3 separate regions of the Mus musculus genome follow, and regions 1 and 3 are each linked to region 2. A link is a loop called in an ENCODE intact Hi-C map of the cell type or tissue named here. Cell type or tissue: left cerebral cortex. All regions are shown on one strand.

Region 1 (8,000 bases), 160 kb after region 2:
ACAAGGCTGATAGCTTATTTACGGCTGTCACAGGTAGAAAGGGGGATTTTGACACATTGTTAAATGATAGCACATTTAGGTGAGTCAAGCTGTCAAGGGCTCTAATGGATACCTAAGCACACCGCAGCTGATATGTAAAATTTACCTGCTTCAGAACATCACAAGGTTACAATGTTTTAATTATATTCACACTCTTTCCTGAACTTTGAGCACGGAACAGTCTTCATCAAAGCACCACCTGGCTTCCAGCCATTCCAGAAGTTTCCGTAAGACCCCTTTAGCAAGCCCACCCACACCGGCTCATCCTGAGGGTGGTGCCAATTCCTCCTTGAGGAATGGCCGGGTTTTCTACCCGAGTCTTCTGTGAGGGGCCACCAGCCCCACCTCGTCCCTCCCCCCAAAAACACAGCTGGGCAGGAGCACCCCTAATCCCCTCATTCAACCCGGATGCCCAAAAAGCTTAGCCTCCTCTTCTTTAGAGGGGAAAGGAAAGATGGTGTGGGGGCCAGGACTCAGAACATCTCTTATAAAGGGTATGGAGTAGGGGGTAAACGAAAGTAGAAAAGAAAAACCATGAACCCATGAATCCAGTTACTACGATAACACAGAGAAAAGCCATAAACTACGCCCGCATTAGTGATGTTCACTGTAAAACCATCCTATAACCAAATGAAATATACCAGCATTAACTCAGGACGGGATTTTATTTCTTCTCGTTCCTGAGCTGCTACAGCAGGAAGGGGGGGGGGGGAAGTGGAGACGATTGAGGAATGCCATGGTGGGGGGAGGGGTACCCAGGTCCCTTAGAGTCATTCCTTGAGCCCCCAATCCCAGGGTTGTCGACTGATTTCCATCTAGTCAAAGAACCTACTTCCAGTACTCAAAGAATGTGCTGGGGGGAAAAAATACTAACTGGACAGCTTCCAAGTTTAAAATATATATACTTCCAGAGAACCAAGAGCCCAGCTGGCACAAGGTCACCTTCCTTGTCCCAAACGGGGAAGCGTCAGCAGTATGGTCCAGCCTGGGGCCACGGGGCCACTTTTCCTGGCTGGGTCATCTTAAGACTCAGAAATCAAGCTGCAAGAAACCATCCAACCTGAACAACCCAGGATACAAGTCACACGTTCCTCCCAGGCTCTGGTGAGGGAGCCCCCAGCTCTGGCCCTGCCCAGACCCACAGTTCCTACCTGTGTTTCACAATAGGTGGAAGTTTCCTCTATGGAGTAGGAGAAAGGAAGAGATACCAGTGAGTGTGAAGGAGGAGTCACTAAGAGGATGGACCAGAAAGGGTCCCTGGCAAAGGGCTAAGAGATGGATGTCCGGAAGACCCTGGACTTTGCACGCTGTGCCAGGGATCACAGGAGAGGCTGAGGCGGGGTTGGAGAGTGGGCAGCTGCACCAGCCTGGGCCTGGCAAGATGCATGCCGCAGCTTCCACAGTCAATCCTCTGAGCTCTGGAACTATGCAGCCTTTTCAAACTCCCTGGAGGAGCATCCCCTCCTCTTTATATCGATTCAGATGAGCCCCCCTCCCTGGGAGCCTGTTTGTGCCAGACACACAGCCATTGTCTTAATGAGTTCACACACACACACACACACCCTTGTATGTTCCCCGTTGGGGGAGCGGTCTTGGTGTTCCTGGTCCCTGTCACCTGGACAGGCCTGTGTCCACCACCCTCACTCACCACCCTTGCAGCTCAAATCTCCTTTTCCATCTCAGTGTGTCCTGAGACCCTAACAAAAGGCGTGCAGACCACCAGGAGTCAGCTGGAACCAAGACTGGGGTGACCTTCCACAGCTCCACAAAAGCCTCCCCACCAAGACTGGGGACAGGGAGCGTCCAGAACCACCCCAATCAGCTCTGAAACCAACGCGGGGAGCCGCACCCAGGCCTCAGCCCCAGGGCAGCCTCTCTCTCCCTTTCTCTCTCCCACCAAGCCTGCAGCCCAGGCGCTTGGATGGAAAGCGAGTTATCTAATGAGAATCGTGTTAACTGGCATTCCGGCGACTATGGGCAAATACGGGGCCGCTGTAAAGCTCACCGTAGCAATTCTCTCCAGGAGAATAACAATAGCACCCGGGTAAGAGCTTCCGTCAGCCCAGCCGCTTGCTCCCCTCTAGTCTGCCGCGTTCTTGTCATCCCTTATGTTACAGAACATCAATCATAAATAAAGACGCTGTCCCCCAGCCTGCCCGGGTCTCATTTACAAACATTAGCAGGGAATACGATTACCATTGGCCTTCGTGCCAGGCCCAATGTGGCTACCCAACTCTCTCTCTCTCTGCCCCCTCCCGGCCCCTGCTCCCCACCTCCAAAGCCACTTTAGCATCCTTTAAACCGTCTAGCATAGGACACAGCCTTGCCCATCTTAGCCGGCCACCAAACTGTAACCTCAACTCGGGCGCGGACTAGGAATTGCATAGCTCCTGCAGTTATTAACTGCATGCCTGAGTGCCCCGATTTTCTCTCCGGCTCGGTGGCTTTGAGGGAGGAGGGGAGCGAGGAGTGGGGACAGAGAAGAGGGGGGCTGGAGCGAGCCACTTATCAGAAGCAACTTAACGAGATCTGCGGACAGATTAAAAAGGGAAAGTGGGTCCCTTTATGTTTTATTTATTTATTTTTTTATCTCCAGACGTGTTGTCACGAATTCTGAGAATGTCACTGGCCAAGCAAAATGCTCTCAGAGCGTGGTTATCCACAAGGCTTCCCCGCCCAGGCCATCGCAGCACCTGCCGCGACTCTGCTCGACTGCAGGGTGCAGGGAGCCTCTGCGGGCGTAATGAGCACCCAAGTGTGTCGCCAAATGGGGTACTGTAACACCGCATCTCCCCCCCTACCCCCCGCCCATCCCAGGGCCTCAGAAAGACGGTCAGCAAACATCCCAACCTGGAGGCACCTGGAGCCCGCGCACCAGGAACATGGAAAAAGTGCTGGGGCTGCCAAGAGTGTCGCCCCTGAGAAGGAGAGGGGAGCGAGGGGGGCCAAGGCAGAGAGAGCAGGGTGCGAGAGCAAGCGAGGTAGAACCGGTAGCCCCAGGGGCGCGGGTGCAAAAGTTCCCAGGGGCTGCAGCCCGCGCACCTGCTCCGCCCCGCGGCAGGTGCGCAAAGTTGCGCGCGCTCGGGCCTGGGGCTCCGGGGCCGCGGGACTGGGATGGAGGGGAAGGGGCGGGGAGGGAGGAGCAGACAGAGAAGGGGAATATCAAGATGATGGAGAGAAAGCAGGAGGAGGGGAAGCGAGGGAAGAAAAGCAAGACCGGAGAGGGGAGGCGGGAGGGGGGGGTCAAGACAGAGGTGGGAAGGACGGAGGCAGAAAGCAGGCGGAGGAAGAGAAAGCAGGCGGAGGGGGTGATAAAAAACCGAGGAGAGAGGGAGAAACAAGACGCAGAGACTAACCCTCAGGGATCGGCCCGGGAGGAGCACCGAGCGTCCTGGCTGCAGCAGCCGGTGGAGGAGGCGGCGGCGGCGGCGGCGGCTGGATGGCTGCGCAGCCGCGTCCCGCTCCCCCGCGTTGCCCGCGCGCTCTCCGTGCTCCCCGCGCTCCTCCCGTTCCCCGCGCTCCTCCCGCCTCGGCGGCTCCCGCGTCCCGGCGGCCGCTCGTGGCGGCAGCGAACAAAGGCGGGCTGGTCTGCTCACCTGCAGCCGCCGCCAGTCCAGGCGCCGTCTTGCGCGCGGCCCCCTGGTCGCCCGTACAGCCCTGGCCGGCCTCGGCCCCCGGGCCCCCCGCGGTCCCCCCTCGGCCGCCATCTTGGGGGCGGGCGCGCGGCCGGGGATGCGGCTGCCGCCAACACCCGGGCTGGACCCCGGGAGCGCGGCCCGGCTCTGCGCGCACGCCGCTCGCACTTGACTTTGGCTCCTTGCAAACTTATCGACAGCGCCGCGCGCGCGGATCAATGCGCAGGGGGGGCGGCGGGAGCGCGGAGGGGCCGCGGGCGACGGGGACCGTAAAGAACAAAGTGAGCTCTCTGCAGTGCGTGCGGCCGCTCTCCTCGCGTGGCCTCGCGCGAGGGGAGCACGGAGCACACACGCGCGACCCTCCGGCCGAGGTCCACCCCCCCCCTCGCAACCCCGCGCGCCACGCGCTCGCTGCGCTGCGGGTGACCGCCGCGAGGGGGCGCCCCGGAGCCGTGGGAAAGTCTCCGGGCGCCCAGCATGGTGCTGTACAGCACCGAAGGAAGTCCTATTGGGGAACCTGTGTGTCTATGCTTTGCGTCTTTACAGTAGGGCTCTGATCGTTATTCTTTAGTGGGCGTAACGCACCCCACAACTTTCCAAAGCAAGTCCCTGGCGTGAAGTGAATGTTGCTGCAGGATGTCCTTAGAGAAACCTTTGCGGAAGCAGCCTTTCCCCAACAGCTGCTTGGATCAGTTGAGGTTCTCCAAGGCCCGCTGTAGCAGCTCCGGACCTCTAACATCACTATGGGGGCTAGGCAGGGTGTCATGTTATCATTACCATGGCCAACGCACATGGACGGACACACACACACACACACACACACGCCCTTTGAGTATAGCGTTTCTGCTTTCTCCTTGATCTTTAACCCAGGGCGGGGAGGTCCCGGCCTTTGCAGTTCCTCAGACCCTGGACCAAAAGGGGGCGTATTTCACATATCCCTCTTCTTTTCTATGAGCCCTCCCAACTTGTTATCCTAAAGAAGGGACTCAGAAACCCATCATGCCTCGGTACCCCCTAAAAAAAACCCTAAAAAAACCTCCAGACCCTGAAGTCACCCTCCTTGCCTGCCCACCTCCCCACACCACACCCTATTGCACATCACCCCCCCCACTTACTTCCCTTCCAAAAGAAGAGGCCTAGTCCCCCCCTCATCTCTGTCAAAAGACTAGCTTTTATGGACGGCCAACCGAAATTATATTCCCTTTTTATGGCTGAGCTTGGACTTCTGACATCACTCTCGGTCTGGGACAATAGATCAATACCGTGGGTTATAAAAAAGATGAAGTTTAGAAGAGTTGTAAAGGAGGGAGAATCATGATGGATATTTTTGATGATTTTCCAATATTTGCGTCTCCCAGCACGTGCTTCAAGGCAATTAAAGTTTTTAATGTAATGTAAATAACTGTTTCTTAAATGCTTCAGGGGAAGGTGTGAGCGCTCCGAGCCATCCGTCGAGCCATTTAAAACCCGCAGTGTGATTTAAAGTAGGATACAGTATTTCTCTTGCTGTCCTCATACATTTTTTTTTTCCGTGTGACGTCTGTGCAAATACATTAACGCAGGAGCTGAAAAGACTCCTCAGACCAAAAGTAGAGCTTTTTCCAGAGAGGAAACGAATCAGGCCGAGTTAGCAATTCCGAGTGGCCCATTTCCCTGCCAGATTAAATTGCACGTGACATGTGGTTTTATTTCCTCTCTCCATAACTCTGCCTTCAAATTACGGCTCTCATTCCGCAAAATGAATTTAGGCAAATTTCATAACTAATGCGTTGTGATTTTTTTTTAAATGACTACATTTTCTTCTTGAATCTCTGTACGGCTTGCAGCCCCCGTGTCTTTGAGTCTGCTCTTTTAAAAACCTGTAATAAAGAATTTGAGAGAGAGAGAGAGAGAGAGAGAGAGAGAGAGAAGAACCTAGCGATTGTGAGACCTTTTCCAAACCCGTTTAACAAACAGAGCTTCAATATATTTTAACATATGTCTGACTCTGCCTCTGTGGGACACACTGCTGGGGTGTGACTTTTGGGGATGCTGTATTGAGAAGGACTTTGTGCCTGTGTGGTATTCCTGCCCAAAGTGCAGAGTCTAAATTTAATTGTGAAGAAATATCATAGGGTCCCAAATGGAGAGGCAGTGGCGGGGGGGGGGGGGCGGCGAGGCGGGGGGGGGGGCGGATCTCCAAAGTTAACGAGTTGATATGTGTGTGTATGTATGTATGTGTGTGTGTGTATGTGTGCATATATATATCAGTGTTACTCAAAACAGGAGGATCAAGCACATATTCCAAGCTGTAGGAAGCCAATGCAATTTGACAAAGCAACAAGAAGGGACAACCAAGGGTTTTCTTTGTCTCCAAAGGCCATCAACTAGACGCAATAGCAAATTTGGACCAAAGTCAACAGATAACAGGTTAACAGTAGCTCTCTGATTTGAATCCTTGCCTTGGGTCCTGTGTAGCAAAATAGCTTTGTTTTTTTGTTTAAAACACACACACACACACACACACACAGACGTGGCTAAGAGGGGAAAAGGGGGGAGAAGCCATGTCTGCGGCTATCTCAAATACAGCGCAAATGAAGACAAGACCTACCTATTCCTCTCTATCCAGAACCTGAGACCTGAACCATTCGCACTGCTAACATTTAAAGATCCTGTCTCTCAAAGCACGTAGTTTACATTTCTTCCAGACATTTCAGGGAATCTGAAATTACGTCAAAATTTTTTAAAAGTCAGAACTATAGACCCACAATCGAGATCAGGTTTCATTTCAGCCGTTTGGAACCACATAAAGAGCCTACCCACAACTTTTCTTCTGTCCTCCAGGAGTCAGGCTGTACCTTTGACCAAGCAGGAAATTGCCACAGCAAACATGCTTACCCAGGAGCAGCGAGAAAATCCAATAATTCAGATTGTTTTAAGTCTGTGATATTTTTAAATGACTTAATACAGCTGAGTCTCTGAAGAATTCCGACCATTTTAATGGCGGCAACTTGCAGTCCCACTGAGGAACAGGGCTGCTACATAAATACTGAATGATCGTGTCTTTCTGTCTCGGCTGAAACATATTAGCTTTGTTTAGCGGCTTATTGCTTTATTCACAAAATAAATTTCAGCCGTCTCTCTTGCAGCCACGTTCCGAGCACATCGCCAGCCTGAGCCTTATTAGATATGGGGGGGGGGGGGGCTCCCGTTCCAGCCACATCGGCAGCCAGCTCAGACTCAGCAATAATGAATTAAGCGGTTAAGTGTTTACCCCTGAATGGAGTTAGCTTGAGGAAGTGATATTATGATGGGTGGTCAACGAAAGCCAGGAAATTCAGACTTTCACAGCAACCAAGTGTCCTTGGAACTAAGGCAATACAATTTTAAATTCTGTTGTGAAAAAAATAATTGCTTTTCACTTCTTTATTAATGAAGAGAAACTTAAGCAGGTCCCTGGTTGATTCTGGACTCCCAGCCCCACCCATTCCCTGGGATCAATGTTAGAAAATTACGACCAGAACACAGACGCCCTTCTGGGGCAGCCCATCCTGAAAGCAGAAGCAGCCAGGATCCTTGGAGAAATTCATAAACTGTTCGAGAATCCCCGGGAAGCCCGCCCGGCAGGTCCTCAGCCCCACGCATAATGATATTCGAGACATCTCGACATCAAAGCTGAAACAAAAGGAAAATGCCCTTTGAGAGGCCGGCGTCGCCCACCGCAGCTGCCAGGCAAGGAGTGGAGCAAGCCTTGGAATTAATCTGGAAGTGTGAACACCCTGGGAGAGCCAGGGTGAGAGGATCACAGCCTGGCAGCCGCCTGCCTGGAAGAGAGAGGTTCAGGGAGGCTGGGGCACCGTCAAGTCCACCTCCGAGCCTCTGCCTAGACTGGCTGCAAGGACCAAGCCAGCAATTCCTTCTGCCCCACGCTGGCAGCCACCACCTTATAAATCGCCTAGTGGTTGCCAGCGTTTCGCAAATCAACCGCAGATAAATGTCAGTCGCTTCCCCTGAGTGTGGATAGACTGGGTGTTGAGTCCGGTCCGCCTGCTTGAAGCTTAGAGACCTGGGCCACCCAGTTTACCTTTGTGGCTTCTTTTCCTCGTGGGTGCCAGTGCAATGAAGCTCCCGTGTTGTGACAAGGACGTGTGTGAAACACTGAGAATGCTCAGAGGCCACCCGGCTTGTGGTATCCCAGGGCACAGGCGGGGATGGGTGCAGGGTCCCACCGCAGGGGGGACTCTTAAGGTCCTGAGAAGGTCTCAGGGCACATAAGGTGATGAAGGCAGGGTGAGGAGAAATTCCATGCTGGTCCACAGTAATCTGAGATGAATGGGAAGGAAGAAC
Region 2 (8,000 bases):
TGAGGGGCTTCCTGCTGGCTGTGTGTCCAGAAGAAATGTGGGCAGGTCTTGCTTCTCAGGAGACATGAATGGGGAGATTTAAAAACAAGACACTGAGCTGGGCTTGGTTGGAGAGGCTGGGTGGGGCATGAGGATTATAAATTCAAGGCCGCCTGGGCCACTTAGTAAAGGAAAGGCAGGGGTTACGGCTCAGTTGGTCTAGCACTTGCTGCCTCGTGTGCACGGAGCCCAGGGCTTCAACCCGTGCTCCCCATAAACCGGGAGTGCCGACAAGACGCATGTTCAAGGCCAGCCTGGGATATATAAGACCTGGGCTAAGGAAGGAAAAAAAAAAAAAAGGCTGGGGATGTGGCTCTGTGGCAGAGTGCTTGCCTAGCAGGCATGAGGCTCTGGGTTTGATTCTCAGCACAACCTACATAAATGAATAAATAAGAGACAGGGAGAGAGGTGCGTGACTCAGGGTGGGAACAGCCCTCCACCCCCACCCCTTCCCGTGTGGTCTGCACAGTTACTCCTCAGAGTATGGAGGGCAGGAGTTAAAGAGGTGAGCAAGGCCAGGTGCTGGCCGTTGTGGCCACCCTAAGAGCCCAGTGTTCACTGGAGCTCAGGAGCGCTGGGGCCAGTCAGCCTAGAGCAATGTTCTGTGAAGTCTGGGGACAGAGAGTGACCCCACACACACACACACACACACATGCTGCCATCACTTCCTGGGAGAAATGGCCTGTGACTCTCACTGCCGTGGCGGGAGGTGAGTAATGATGCATCTCTGTCCCACAGATGGACTAACCGTTGCACAGTGATGGGACTTCCCCAGGGTGAAGAATGGGGCAGGGACCTACCCCAGCCCAAGCTAGATTTCCAGGGCAGAACCAGACACTCTGAGAAAGGCTGATTGATTGATTGATTGATTGAGGCAGGATCTCTCTCTGCATCACTTGGCCTGTCCTGGAACTCACTCTGTAGACCAGGCTGACCTTGAACTCAGAGATCTTCCTGACTCTGTCTCCAAGTACTGGAACTAAAGGTGTGGCGCTGTCACAACTGGCTCTCTGTGTGTGGGGTTGGGGTCATTAAATTCTTCACGCCTTCATTCCACAGAGTTCAAGGCTACCCTAGAGGAAACGCAGAGGAACCAGGATAGGAGGCTCAAGGTCCAATCCTGACTTTGACATTGGCTGGGAAGGTAGTTTAGGGAGCCTTGGGCTTCAGTGGCGCCTGACTTCCAGGACTGTGGGGTGCAAGCTTGTTACAGCAGCAGCCACGAGTTCGAGTTCACCGTTGTTGCTCCTGAACTAAGTGTCAGGCATGGCTCCTCCTCCAGCCAGGCACTGCCAGGGGCTGCTCTGTACTGAGGACGGTTTGGGCTGTGGGAGCGGTGGCAGAGAGGAGAACCCTGCAGCTGCCACTCAGAATGGACAGAGGGGGCAAGGGACAGATGAGGCCATGTCAGAGAGAATGGGCTCCTGTTTAGGCTGGGCAGGCAGGACCTGTCTGGGAGTGACAGTAGGCAGAGCCAGCATGGTGATAAAGGAGAATGTTCTAGTCTACAGGATGCGTCTGGAGAAACAGCCCAGGGCAGGGTGAGGAACGGAGGCCACTCATCTCCCCATTCCCGCCCAACTCCCCTCTCCCTGCACTACCCACCCACTACCCACTAGAACTGCTGTCCCAGGAACAAGGCCTCACTGGGTCCTCATGACCACAGGGCCCAGTTACCGGTGAGGGTACGGGTCTCAGAGAGGCCACTGGCACCCAGGCGAGGCCCCTCCACTCCTTTCAGCCTGGCCAGGGATATAGTAAGTGACAGACAAGACTGCTTGCTTCTCCAGTGGCTCCTACAGCTAGGGCCCATTTGGAGGGAGTGAAACAGCGGCCCTGGGGACACAGCAGCTTTTTGGTCTGAGATTTCTCAAAAGCAAATCTTGGGTTTGGGAGCCCCCAAACCCAAAGTGTAGGAGCGAAGGAGTTTGTGGACAAATTAAACTGATTGGACCTCTAAAGAGGGGGACCACAGGCCGAGGTGACCACAGGTGAGGAAGGTGACAGGGTGGCTCAGGGCTATGGCCTGCTCTTGATTGATGGGTGGCTAATAATGGGGTTGGGGCATCCTTGTAAATAACAGGGAAAGCCTGGTCACCTGGTCACCTGCTGATGCTCAGGGTGGGAGACAGGGGCTGGAGAGACAGGGAGAGAAGGGTGGACCTCCCCTCCCTCTGTGTCCGCCCGAAGTGGCACACTGAGGATTTTTTTGGGACGCCGTAGCCAGAAGGCTGGCCACGAGGCTCCTTAGGAACAAATATGCAGAAGTATGCGCACGCTCCCCAAAGCTTGAGCCCAGGCAGCAGCCTGTTCCCATCTGGGCTTGGGCGGTGGCCGTGTGGGCGGCACAGACACTGATTTCAATCCAGAGTCCTAACTTTTCCTTAGCAGATGGGCACACGTCCCTTCCTTCAGGACAGCTAGGAGCCTGCTGGCTCCTTTCTCCCCACAACGGCTTGTGCTGGCTGGCTCTGAGGCCGCAGAGGTGCCTAGCATGAGGGTCTCCCTCCCTGGCACTGATGGGGTCAGCGGCAGCCGCTGTTAGCTGAGCAGCTACTAGGCGCTTGAGGCTCTGTCTCATTCAAGGTGGGAGGGGGAGGAGCTCATCTGTGGAGAAGAGACAGCAGCCCAGAGAGGGAGAGTCAGTTTCCAGGGCACAACATGTGTGTCATAATGCAAACACGGCTCTGTGTGTGTGTGTGGTGTGTATGTGTGTGAAGCACGTGGAACCTCCTGGGGTGGAAGGAAAAGGTCTGTCTTGCTCAGCACCATGCCCCTGTGGTAGGAGAGAGGCCAACAAACAGCAGCAAGCACTGAATATTTGTCGAATGAGAGGCGCAGGGGGAGAGGTGTGTACCAGACGGCAGGCTGGGTGTTCTCTGCTGTGTGTCCCACGGGCCTGGGGAAGGGCAGGCATGGAGGAAGCGGTAAGACAAGACAGCAGAGAGGGGCCTGGCCCATCCCTGGTGCCCAGAGCCCTTCTTCCTCTGCCCCCCCCCCACACACACACATTTGCAGCTCTTTGCTTCCCTCAGCTCTGGGGGTTCACACCTGGAGAGATATGTTGGCACTCCCCATCTCCCAGGCCAGCGCTCCTAAAGGGCTGGTTGTGACACTCCGCTTACTGGGTGCCCCCTCTTTCCACAGCACAAATCTCTGATGGACATTTTCCCAAAGTCCTGTATTTTCAAATGAATTCTACAGCAAGGTTGGACACTGAGAACCACAGGTGCGGATGTATGAGTGTGTGTGTGAGTGTGTTTGTGTTGGGGGCCTTTGTCAGTGAGCTTGTGCCTGTGAGGAGCTAGCATGATGCCTGTCACACAGACAACACCTAGAAATGTCCAGGCAACATGGTACCTGGGCCTTCCGTCTGAGCTCATGTGAAGTTGTTCTCTGTGTTCTTATGACACCTAAGGAACACGAGGGAGGGAAGGAAGGAGAGAAGGAGAGAGGAGGGAGGAGGAGGAGGAAGAGGAAGAAGAAAAGAAGGAAGGAAAGGAGGAGAAAGAGGAGGGGAGGAAGAGGAAGGAGAAAAGGAGAGGAAGATGCAGAAGAAGACGAAGAAGGGGAAGAGGAGAAGGAGGAGGAGGAAGAGGAAGAGGAGGGGATGTAAGTAGGGGCAGTAGGGGCCATCACTGTTCCCAGTTACACTAAAATGTCTTTTCCATGGAGGTGAAGGTGGCTTGATCACTAGATGGCGCTAAAATTAGTCATTTGGGACAAAACTCTAAACTAGTGATTTTACCTCCTGCTTTCATCAAAAATACATTTCACATGGCTTAGATTTAAAAATTTAAAAGAAGATCGCAGGAATACTAAAAAAACAAAAACAAAAAACAAAAAAACAAAAAACCCAATTCTAAACTTCAGGTGAGAATGTGTTTAAAAATAGGACACAGAAAGAAAGATTTGGTAAGATTCTCTACTTTCTAGAAATCATTGCTTGAATGTCTACTAGGTACGATGTATACGAGAGGCTATGAACAAAGTTAAAAAGCAAAAGTCCGTTTAACAGAGAAGATGCCAAACATGTCTACCGGTACCAATGCCCCTGTCCCTAATATACAAAGAGCATGGACAAATCAATAATAATTAAGTCCTGCTATAAATGGAGGAACTGCGCAAAGAGTTGGTCAAACAGCACACTGGGTAAAGAGTAAAAAAAGCTGGGCAGCCCAACCAGGGGAAACAACCTCATTTGTTCTGACCACAGGGTCTGGGATCAAGACAAGGTTTCTATGTACTTTCCCACATTTTTCTCTCTCATCCAAGGAACCCTGTGTCACAGCACTAGCCCTCAGCACATGGGCAGTGTGGGGAGGAGCTCAGGACACCAGGAACACCCACAGAAGAGAAAGAACCACACTGAGGCTGCGGGGTCTGGAGTCTCACAGGGAGGACCCACAGGCATGCCGGGGAAGGGGAAGGTGTGGCTACACGGGGGGGGGGGGGGGGGGGGGGGGGGGGGAGTGGGGTGTGGGGGTGTGGGTGTTCAGACACCACTCCACAGAAGTCAATGCAGGACAAGAGAAGGCAGCCGACAGCAGCTCTCTGTCTTTCTGCTTTCCTGTCCTCTGAGCAGAGGGTGTGTAAAGCAAAGCTACTTTCTTTCTTCTTTTGTATCTTTCTTCTTTTGTTCTTTTAGGCTGGGAAGATGCATTAAAAAACCCGAAACCTGGCCAGGCAGCTCCTTACAGCACAGACTCAGCAACACCCACCCGGCTCCCTGAGTGCTAGACAGGTAACCACCCTGTGAGATCCACAATAGACGCTTGCATCCCTTGGACTCCGACGCCCACAGGCTATGGGATGTTTCCCTAAACACGCTCACGCACAGAGCATCAAACCCTCACGCCAGTCCACCAGAAGGGTGTACGACCCTCTCTTTTCCTAAAGACCCAGAGAGCAGAGAGGGCGAGGTTCTGGGCTCAGGTCACTGAGGACAAAGGAAACTTCTCCCCTCTGCCTGCAGTTTCACCCCGGAAGATACTACGGAGCAAGAGGCACCTGCAGGGAGTTTTAGAAACCCCAACAAAATCCAAGAAGCCATCTGGGCCACTCACCTGCCTTGTAGCGGGCTCAGCCGAGTGTCCTCATGTCCTCATATCCCCCTCAGCCTCCCTGACTCTCTCTCTCTCCTTTTGTACCCCTTTTCTTTTTCCTGTGTTCTAGTCACCAGGTCCCCAAGTTCTCCTGCTGAGGCCGGGCCGGGTCCCCCCCACGACTTGGCTCGTGTGCAGTGAAGACATCGGCTGTCAACACGGCACGCCGAAGCCAAGGGGTTTAAATCAAGTCTTCTCTCACAACAATGACATTAATTACGCTTTTAACACATTTTACTGGTTTTTTTTTTTCTTCTTCTCACTTCGTGCCACATCTGTGCGAACAATATCCAAAAGATTTACGGTTTTCTTCCGTAATTACAGATACACGGACTGCGCACTTATCAAAATAGTTGCTGAGCAATCAGGCTGTGTCTCGCTGCCTGCCAAGGACTCGTGCTGGCAGGAGCCACTCATTCAGACGGAAATGTTGAATCAGGACTTGGGGGGTGGGAGGGCTGCGACAAATAATTTGCCTGTCAAGACATAGACCAAAGGAGAGTCGGTGCATCCCGGCTGCATAGAAGTGTGTGTGTGTGTGTGTATGTGTGTGCGTGTATGTGTGTGTACACACACACATATATGTACACACACACATATACGCGCACACTTGCACTCCAAGCCCCCCAAAACCTCCCCATCTGACATTTGCTTCTCATGTCTGCGGATAACATTTAATGAGCACAAAAATACGTCTTCCTGATTCCCCGAAGAAATCATTAAAGCACTGTGTTATTCTTAAATGTCTTGAAAATGAATTAGAGCCCCTAAAGGGGCCGTTTGTGTGGCTGGCCTCCATCCGTTAAGACTCCTTGTTTTCTAGCTCCATGACAGCTGGGATGTGGCATCCCTGTGTCTCTTCCCTCCCTCCCCCTCTCCCTCCTTCACAGGAGGAGACCTGGGAAGTCACAGACGTGGAAGTCAGCGTTGGGCTCTCCAGGCTTCTTGTGACCTCTGAGTACCCAGGCTTTGGGGAGAGACAGTGTGTGAAGCAATGAGGGGTTTCTGGAAGCTTCCATGCCTGTCTCTGGAGTTCACGTGGCTCTCTGCCAGGCTTACAACAGAGTTCAAATAGCCTTGAGCTGGGCAGTGGTGGCTCACGCCTTTAACCCCAGCACTTGGGAGGCAGAGGCAGGTGGATTTCTGAGATCGAGGCCAGCCTGGTCTACAGAGTTCCAGGATAGCCAGGGATACACAGAGAAACCCAGTTTCGAACACCGCCCCTCTCCCCCCTCAAAAAAAAAAAAAAAAAAAAAAAACCAGCCTGGGGTCCAGAAAGATGAGAGTCCCATGGCAGCTTCAAGAAATGAAGTATTGTTTCTTCTGTGCATGTGTGCAAGTGTGTGTGTACATGCATGTGTGCATGCCTGGGTGTACATGCATGTGTGTGCTCTGTTGAGGTCGTTAGTCCTCATGAGGCGCCTACTGCTTTTGTCTTTTGAGACAGGTCTCCTGTCTGGGAGCTCCTCTCCTCTGGCAATCAGCCTGGCTCTGCCTCCCCCGGGATCACAAGTATTCCCTGCCACACCCAGCACTTTACAGGGTGCTTGGGACGGAACCCAGGCAAGCATTTTACCCACAGAGCCACCTTCCCAGCTGAGACAGAGTCTCGCTGTGTAGCCCAGGTTAGCCTAAGCCTTCTGAGTGCTGGGATCACAGGTGTGAGCTACCACACCAACTTGAAGCCTCATGTGTGACCTGAGTCTGGATACCCCAAGCGCTGGAACGGCTGCCTGGGGCTAAGCATGGCAGGTCATCTGAGTGTTGGCCTTGTGGCCTGGACACCTGCAGTGTGAGTGGTGGGCACGGGCCAACGAATGGGAGAGTGGCAGGGGCCAGATATTTTCAGGCAAACATTGTTGTGTGACTCACACCCAGAGCCCTGACCTCAGAGATGGCTGACTCGCAACAGTGGGAGGCTGCTGTGTTCACCTGAGGTGATGTTCACCTCACTGGAGGCCTCTTGCTGAAAGGAAACCACCTGGTGGCACTTAGCTCACCTACAGAGCACGGCTGCCCTGCCTCCCTGGAGTTCTAGAATCTTCTCTCTCCACAGGAAACCCTGTACTCCGACTCTGGCCCCTGCAGTCTCTCACAGTCGATCCAGATGCCTGTTCTAGATGCTTCCTTCAAACATAGTCACGTGCTGCCATGGTGACATGGGCTCTGCGTTCCTTCTCACGGCTGACTCATAGTCCAGTGTGGATGGAACATGCTTCGGACATCTGTTTATCTGACAACAGATGTGTGCGCATGTATGCACTTGCATGTGTGTGTGTGTGTTTGTCTGTATGTGCATGTGAGTCGGTGTATGCATGTGTGCATGTGTTTGTGTATGCATGCATGTTTGTGCATGTGTCTGTGTACATGCATGTGTGCATGCATGGCGTGCGTATGTATGTGTGCATTTGTGTCTTTGTATGCACGTATGTGTGTGCATGTGTGTCTGTGTCTCTGTGCATGCATGTGTGCATGTATGTCTGTGTGTGCATGCATGTGTGTCTGTGTGTCTGTGTATGGATGCAAGTGTGTGTGTGTGTATGTGTGTGTATGTATGTGTGTGCATGCATGTGTGGTGTTCGGCTCTAACCATGGTAAGCAGGCTAAGGGGCTGACTCCTGCCTGCTGTGTTCACACTGAGGGGAACTACCCGGTATTTGTTCTTTTGGGCCAGGCTTCCCTCAATACTAAGATTCCAAGTTTGGCTGTAGAAAAAATGACATTATCCTTCTATTGCCCCCTGCTGCAAGCTATGGCCCTGAAAGGGGTTCCCCCGGAGGGCAAGATATCAGAGTTGCCCTCCCACCCATCAGGCAGAAAGCTGGATAACAGAGCTGACAGGTAACTTCACAATAG
Region 3 (8,000 bases), 110 kb after region 2:
CAACAATCGCAGATTAGAGAGAAACTTCTTGCTTTTCAACAAAGGTTAATAAATAGTGACAGCATTAAGTCTAGTCTGATTAACTATGCTGAGAGATATTATTGCCGTTTGCAACGCAAAATCATTATTGGATTAAGCACAGCATATAAAAATGAAATGTGAGTTTTAATCTCACACAGGGAGCACAGGCGGCTCGCGTGGAGGTGGGGTAGCACGGGGAGGCCCGTATTAATTTTTAAGTCACTCCGGTGAAGGGATATTACATGTCATTTTTTTCTGGTCTGGGTTTGGCCAGGGGAGAAGAGGCCCCTTGGATGTGGAAAGGCAGAAATGGTGAGCAGCCCCTTGGGCTGAATTGTATCAGAAAGGGATCCGTAGTCAGAGTCCCACATGACTAAGGGACCACAGGTAAGGGCCTGGCTCTCAGGGCACCTGGAGTTCCCATCTTCCCTTGGGGAAAAGACCAGACCCAGGTCAGAAGCAGGAGGTGGGGAGATGTCCCAGCATGTCCTGAGGGGAGGTGACAGAGGAGGGGAGGAGGGGGCACAGCTGGACCTGCTGGAACACCAACCTGGACCAGGGGGAAGAAAGACAAGACCCAAGGGCTGAGCTCCCTCCGTCTGCCCCACCCCAGCCCTGTCCCAAGGTCCACTCTGATTGTAGACCTGATGAAGATTTGAACCCACGGAGCCTGGGGCAGTGTGACCTTCCAGAAAGTGAGGAAGGTCCCACAGCTACCTGCGAGCCCAGAGGCTCCAGGAGCCAAGAAACAAAGATCCCAAGCCAAGATACCAGAGACAGGACAACCAGAATATGGGTGCAGACAGTAACAGCGGAAGTAGTTGCCCCCCCCCGCCCCTCCCTCCCAACTCCCCCTCCCACACACGCTGATGTGAGAGTTTATGGTAATTTTCAAACATTTCTTTGGAAGTCTTTGGAGGATGTCACTCTGCGGAAGACTGGCAGGTGAAGGGGAAGAGAGACGCACCTGTCCCTTCCATCTTGTTTCTGAGGGCACTGATGGGCAAGGAGGACGGCTTTCTCCGTAGAGAAATGTCCCACGCAGGAACAAGATCCAGGAACAAAAGCCATTGTAGGGACCTCAACAACGAGAAGCTCAAGGTGACAGCTAAAGCCACTGATCGCACTCTCAGCGCCAGGAGGGGGACACCCAGATCTGGTGCACCTATTGGTGCCACACCATACAGCTACATCCAGGGTTCTTGCCAGAAGCATCAAGTCAAACAGGCACCTGGCCAGGCCTCTGGACAAGGGCTTACAGGAGATCCCAAGGGAAAAAAAAGGGGACAGAAAGCTGGGTATAGAATCTCATACGTGTCATCTCAGGGTCTGGACTCAGTCACCTAGGATGCAGAGAGTCTGAATCTAGCCAGGGCTACATGAGATCCTGGTCTCAAGGTTTAAAGGAGAAGGTAGGAGACAAAGAGAGTGGAGGGCAGAAAAGGGGGCGATGGCTTAGCCATACAAGCATGGGGACCCTGGTTCTAGTCTCCAGCATCCATGATCAAAAGCCACACTTGTAGCTCCAGTACTGGTGAAGCAGAGGTGGGCAGATCGCTGAGTCTTATGGGCCAGCCTTGGCTACCTGGCAAACTCCAAGCTGATAAGAGACCCTGTCTCTAAAAACCAAGGCGGACACCACTTGAGGAATGACATTCCTGGCCTTCCCAAGTATGTGGGACTTAAAGACACATACATACATGGTGGGGAGGGGACGGGGACAGAAAGGGGAAGTTTGGGGGCAGGGAGGAGGGGAAATAGAATGACATCAGAAGCCTCAAGTTTGTGAAACATGAATAAATAACTGTGAAGATAAACCACCAGAGGGGGAGAGAACGCACATTGACTCATCAATGTAAAAAGGATGTTGGAGTCAGAAAATGACCCGGGGTTGCACCCCACGGCAGTCAGCATTCAAGGGAAGGGGCATCCTGGATGCTAAAATTAGTGGGGCCAAAAGAACGAGCAGCAGGGCAACTGGCCAAACGTTTCCCCCACTGGAAACTTATTGATCCCTCACAGGGGAGGAGTAACCCTTTCGGGGAGAAGCCAGTTGACATCAGGTCAGTAGCAGCCACGGCAGGGACCACTGTGGCACCTCCTGACGGGGTGCCCTGAGGACGAGGACACGCTCTCCCTCTTCCGACACGGCTGCTCAAGCCACACAACCTGCAGGCAGGCGTTAAGAGGACAGGCGGCCTGCAGAGCAGAAAGGTCAGACCACATCCGAAGTGCCGGGTTTGGAAGGACCAAGACTGAAGAACTTGTGCTGCTTTAAAGGGGACTGAGGCTGGGAGGTGGCTCTGCTGGAGGTGGCCCTGTTGAGGAGGTACCCACCTAGCACCATGTAAGTCAGGTGCGATGGTGATGCACTGCGGGGAGTGGGGGAATGCAGGAAGAGCACAAGCCCAAGGCCATCCTAGCAAGCTCAGCACTAGCCTGGGCTACATCAGAACCTATCTTTAAAAAAAAAATCATGATGGTGACTAAATGGAGCAGAAACAGGCTCTGGACTAGGGACTTGTCAGCAATGCCCAGTTTTGGGGCCCCGACCTTCGCGTACATGGGCCCACACACAAATGGGTAGCTGTGGCGGCCCTGGAGACTTCTGGTTTTGCCCAGGTTGAGGCCCAGCTCAGGGGACAACAAAATGTAACTTCAGAATGACAACCGTGCCCTATGGATTAGCTGGGAACCCTGGTGAGCATCGGTGTGCCCCAGTGTCACAGAAGAGACTGGAAAGCTGTAGCCTGGGCCCGAGGAGGGGTCTGCAAGCCAGGATAGAGCAGTGGGATAGCTGGGGTCTGGGCAGATTCAGAGGGTTCGAGAAACAGGGACAGGGTTGTGGTTTCCACGGCATGGTAGGCTGTCACTCAGCACTGTGTGGAGCATGTGGCTACTGCCCGATGTCACCACAGCTTGTCCACTCACTGACCATCTCACATGGGTGGCTGACCCAACATAGCTGCATAATGTCCTTACCTCTCCCCATCCCTGTCCTCTCTCCTGTCCCCAGTGGACAGCCATTGTCCTCCTGTATCTCCTGAGACTTGTATACATTCCTATCTGTCCATAAAGTCCTAACACAATTCTGTGTCTTCCGTACCACCCCTTTCGGTCACGCGTTGTCAGAGGTGATGTCATTCAAAGATCTCCTCCAGGAAGCCCTCTAGGATTCCCCAGGGCTCACGGCCTCTCTTTTGGTGTCTCATAAACTGTATTGCCTATCTGCTAGCAACTAAACCTCCTCCCTGGGGTTGTGGGGTACAGCTTGGTGGCAGACCTTTTGCCCAACCTGCGAGAGGCCTCCACCCCATCCCAGCGCCACAGTCAAAGCTCTTGGGATGAGTCACAGCTTCAGTCAGAATGCCTGTCATCTACCAGGAGATGGGACTCTCTGTCCACAGCACAGTCCCCCGGCGAGGCGAGAGTACTCACTCTCCAGCCACATCTACTAGGAAACTGAGTCACAGGGAGAGAAAGCCATTGGCACACAGTCACATTGGGGGGGGGGGGGTGTTGGAACCGGGGGTGGGGGTGGGGAGGAGGAGACAAGGGCAGGCTTCTGTTGGTTCCAGAGCCCTCCCTCCCTGTGAGGGGAGGCATTGAGAAAGTCACTGCCCTCCCGCACAGCTCTGGCCAGCAGGGGCAGGGGGAGCTCCCTGGTCCTCCTCCCAGGCCAGTCCTGAATTTCAAACCATCTTCCTTTGCTGAGTCACTACCCCTCAGCCCTTGCAGGGGAGAGAGAAATCAATACCCGTCACCTATCAATTCAAATGATCTGGCGAGGGGCCCCCAAGGCCATGGCCTTCCTTCAGTGGCCCCAGACTCCCACCTTAGTGTAGTTAAGACAACATTCCCTCTAAATTGCCCCTAATATTCCAGACATGCTGCACAGAAAGAAGGGGGGAGCAGGGGGCAAAGTTGGGCCATGAATCTTGGCACCTGAACCCTCAGTGTGGCCCTGAGGCTATTTAGGGACAGCACAGAGCCACTGGGCAGATCAGCCAAGGACAGATGCTGGCTGGGGAGAAAGGTCACAAGATGCCAGGGTACCAACCAGGTCAGGTATGGAACAGGACCTCATGTGCCCCCAAAAGGCTAAAGATACAGCCACAAGCACGGCACCAGCAGCCACAGAGCCAGGGCGGGGCTTGACGGGGACAGGGTGGTGAGCAAAGGTGGTGAGAGCCACTTACCACCTGGGCAGAGGGACCCTCCAGTGTGACACCCACGTTGTTCATTTACTGCAGCTGCCAGTGAGGGGCTGCTGAAAGCGGGGGTGGGAGTTGCCTGCCGAGACAACCGCTTCCCAGAAGCTAAGTACAGTCAGCCATGTCTGAAGCCAAGCCTGGAACTTTCAGGCCACCTCAGCCAGTGACAACCTTTATCTGTGTCCGTGGGATCCCCCTGGAAGGGCCTGGAGTTTCATAATGTCCCTAGCATGGTAGGGCCAGCTACCTAACCTGGCCTTCTGTTAGGGAAATGCATGGGTCTGTTATAGGGTGAAGGGAAGAGGCTCTGCCCACAAACCTCTTAGATGAGAGAGCGCCCCCTGGAGGCAGGACTCTGCAGGACTCAGGTAGGTACCGGTAGCCACTGAGTAAAACTCTAACCCTCTGCCTCAGTCTTCATATTGTCTCAATATCTTCATTAAACCAGCAAGGACAACTTCCTCAAGAAAGAGGAAACGATACAGGAAGTGATTTTAGAATTCACTTCCTATGCCAGCCACCAGTTTAAATGGGTAAGGTGGAGCCAGTAAGACGGCTCAGCGGGCTAAGGTGCCTACCACTGAGGCTGGTAACCTGAGTTTGATCCCTGGGACCCACATGATAAAAGGGGAGAACCGACTCCCTCAAGCTGTCTTCTGACTTCCACACACATGCTGTGATGTGCACATGCCTGTACATACACACATTTATTATTATTATTATTATTATTATTATTATTATTATTATTATTTTGGTTTTTGTAGACCAGGCTGGCCTCGAACTCAGAGATCCGCTGGCCTCTGCCTCCCAAGTGCTGAGATTAAATGTGTAGGCAACCCCACACAGATTATACACCCAATTTTTAAACAGGAAAAAAATATAAGTAGCTAGAGGGGGCCAGAGAGATTAGGCAGCTGGCTACTAGAGAAACCAGACTTCTACAGGAACCTGGAAAACGGGGTTTGGTTAAGTGCTTTGGGGAGTATCCCTGAATACCTTCTACCCACCCAGGCCATGCACGGTGCTGCAGCCCTGAGCTCTTCACAGCGGCTGAAGGGCATGTTGACTCTGGGCACAGTACGGTGCCAGGCTCTGGGGCACCACCACACACCCTTGCTTCCGAGGCCTGCCACCAACATTCACATGTCAGTCGGCTCTAGCGAGAGCATGTGCCAGTTTGAGCTGCCACAGCCGCCACAAGCCCGATGCTGGCCGGGCGGACCAGCGCTGAGTGAGTGCTGCCAGCACCCTGCCAGATGCTTCTGCCCAGGGTGGCTTCAGCCAAGTTGGGACCTACTGTGCCAATTTACTGAAGAGACGAGGGCAGAGCGGCCCACCCACGGGGCACCACCCTGCAACCCCAAGCCATGTTACCCAACACGGGCAGAGCTTCAGAGAAGCAGCCCCCACACGGGCTTTAACAATGGAAGCGTGCAAGCTTGCAGGCTGGGGGCTGTTTTAATCTGCGTTCCGCTGTTCCAGAAATAACAACAATAGTGCATGCTCTGTAACCTTTTATGTAAAAACGAGAAGACACCCTCACAGCATCAGCGAGAGGCAGGCACGGTTAATCACGTCACCCGACGGGTAGGGAGACTGAGGCACGGATAGGATGACCTGGCTAGGGTCACACATGGCTAGGATTACACAACCCATGCCACCTGGCATGCAGACCTGTACTGATCAAGAAAGACTTTTCTCAGTAACAAACAAGGAACAGCCACCACCCCTGAAGCTCTCCCAAATCCATTTTCAGCTGCTGCTAGGAGATTCAGAGAAGCCAAGCAACGTGCTCAAGGATGAACAGCATCTGACACACTACTCTGGACATAAGCTAGGTCCACTGTGTATCATGAGGTGCCTGACTTCCGGTTTGTGACACGTCCTACGGTAGGTGGACCCAGGCAGGGGACAGGTTTCCCTGGCTAGGAGCAACTGGCTAGCCACTAGGCTCCCTGAAGAGTAAAGGGGGCAGGCTGTATCCCAAAGAACACAGAGCCATCCTGATGGTGGAGACACCTTCCTTGAAGGAGCTAGGGGAGCCAGGGGGGAAAGGGCAGTATTTGTCATCCATGGGGCCACAAAGCCTACAGTACTACAGACAGCAAGCATATCTAACCCCTGGCAGCAGGGCCGGGTAGAGTAGACCCAGCCACAGCCTTGGAACGGGATCTGGGGCCAGCTGGGGTGCAGCCTGCCTGTTCCCTCAGCCTGCCCCAGCCTTCCAGGGCCAGGCAGGTCTGTGGCAGCCCCGCTCTGGCAGGAGCCAAAGGAGTGCCCTATGTACACACACATGCAGCTTGCATGTGTCACATACGCTCACGTGTGCCCGTACCATCACTCATGCAGAACGCTCACACACCGCGCACCCACACGGCACACTGTCCACATACCCTGTGCGTGCACCCATGTTCAAATGCACTTATACGCACCCCTGTACATGTAGAGCGGTGTAGGCTCACACATGTCCACTGTCTGCCACACATACCCGCAACCACAGGGATCCACAACCATGGACTCCTGTCTCCCCAAGATCATACGGGGTGCAGAGCGCAGACCCGCAATCAGCCACACCCATGGCCATCTCCTGAAGATAGATAAGAGACCCAGGAAGCCACAACCCCAGAAAACACACACACACCACACACACACACACACACACACAGAGAGAGAGAGAGAGAGAGAGAGAGAGAGAGAGAGAGAGAGAGAGAGAGAGAGAGAGAGAGAGATTTTCACACCTGATCTCATATGCCGGCGGTTCTTAAAGACATGACAAGAGTGGAGAAAGCTTTAAAGCCACACATTCCCCCACACGGACCACACGGTCGGCAGGACACAGGCAGACTCCAGAACGCTGTCTGGAATCCTGTCCACCCCACATCTTCCTGCACTTACCCTGGGCAGCTCTGTCTTCTCCAGGGCAGACAGTGCAGCTATGTCCAGTGACAGCAGGGGTGGGCAGCGCGAGCCCCTGCGAGAGTGAGCTGAGCGAGGGCCGCCAGCAGCCTCGGCACATGCAAAGAATGTGCAAAAATAAACGCGAAAGGCTGCTAGCGGCCCTTCCCACAGGACTCGGGCTGACGCAGGTTCTGCTCCGCAACAAACATCTTCCTTCTAATTTTAAAGGCTGTGTGGCATTACCTCCCCGACTCTCAAGACAGCTAGATGTCATCTCACCCCCTGAGCTGACCACCGGCAGGGCCAGGCACTGAAGGGGCACGAAGTGCTATGTCCCAGGCTCCAGCCCTGAGACCTACTGGTCACTTGAGTCTAAACTACACTGTCCCTGCAGGCCCCACTAAGGTGGTCGAGGTGATCAGGAGTCCCAGATCTACAAAGACACCCCAACTTCTCCTCAAAGTCGTATCTCAGTGAGGTGGATCCCGGTGACCCCAGCTCTGCTTTTGAAATAAGCATCACACACAAGTAGCTACATCTCCTGACAGTGGGGGCAGGATACAAAGTGGGGTTCCATCACCCACCCCACACAGCCCCTTGCCTGCATACCATCTTATCCCACGCCTCCCTAGAGGGCCTAATCTGGACCTCGTAAAGGCTTGGATGAGAAGGAAGATCACACAGATAGCAGAGTAGCCTATGTGGATGGGACCCAAGGCCAAGATCCCAAAATGCTAGCTTAGCTCCAAGTCTGGGGGACCCCAGGCCTTCTGGGCTGTGACTCTGCCATTTGCTTCATCTGCCTCTTCCCACTGAAACAAACTTGGCGACCTCTGAGCCTCTGTGTTACTTTGTGCCCCAGGTGGG

What was found. A loop is a pair of places that touch in the nucleus more often than their neighbours do. Peaks named below come from ENCODE experiments on the same cell type or tissue, not always from the same donor. Only the 100,000 strongest peaks of a DNase experiment are listed, where the experiment ranks them.
Region 1: a loop joins it to region 2, with 2.4 times the contacts of the local background. A loop is called at or near these places in 11 of 42 quality-filtered maps.
Region 3: it touches region 2 in a loop (3-fold over the local background); 2 of 42 quality-filtered maps call a loop at or near these places.

What each region holds. Positions count from the first base shown.
Region 1 is chr5:122,046,381-122,054,380 of GRCm38, forward strand. It overlaps Cux2 (cut-like homeobox 2), which reads right to left and starts at 3,471. Exons shown (of 23, transcript NM_001312908.1): 1 at 3,396-3,471. It overlaps Gm52786 (a long non-coding RNA gene), which reads right to left. Exons shown (of 3, transcript XR_003955780.1): 2 at 7,738-7,976; 3 at 6,997-7,328. In left cerebral cortex, a CTCF peak has its summit at 4,094 (motif pointing right); DNase peaks (open chromatin) are centred at 1,454, 2,035, 2,484, 3,562 and 3 more places; H3K4me3 peaks cover 4,147 bases; H3K27ac peaks cover 3,717 bases.
Region 2 is chr5:121,890,047-121,898,046 of GRCm38, forward strand. The region is part of intron 5 of Cux2 (cut-like homeobox 2); the gene reads right to left. It overlaps Gm52785 (a long non-coding RNA gene), which reads left to right. Exons shown (of 3, transcript XR_003955779.1): 2 at 3,187-3,268; 3 at 4,315-4,437. Among named protein-coding and RNA genes, the nearest start is that of Gm52785, 27 kb to the left of the region's middle. In left cerebral cortex, a CTCF peak has its summit at 3,739 (motif pointing right); DNase peaks (open chromatin) are centred at 2,371, 3,726, 4,397, 4,768 and 3 more places; H3K27ac peaks cover 3,984 bases.
Region 3 is chr5:121,995,101-122,003,100 of GRCm38, forward strand. All of the region lies in intron 2 of Cux2 (cut-like homeobox 2), which reads right to left. Among named protein-coding and RNA genes, the nearest start is that of Cux2, 51 kb to the right of the region's middle. In left cerebral cortex, a CTCF peak has its summit at 4,588 (motif pointing left); DNase peaks (open chromatin) are centred at 4,566, 5,568, 6,191, 6,482 and 1 more place; H3K4me3 peaks cover 2,759 bases; H3K27ac peaks cover 2,596 bases.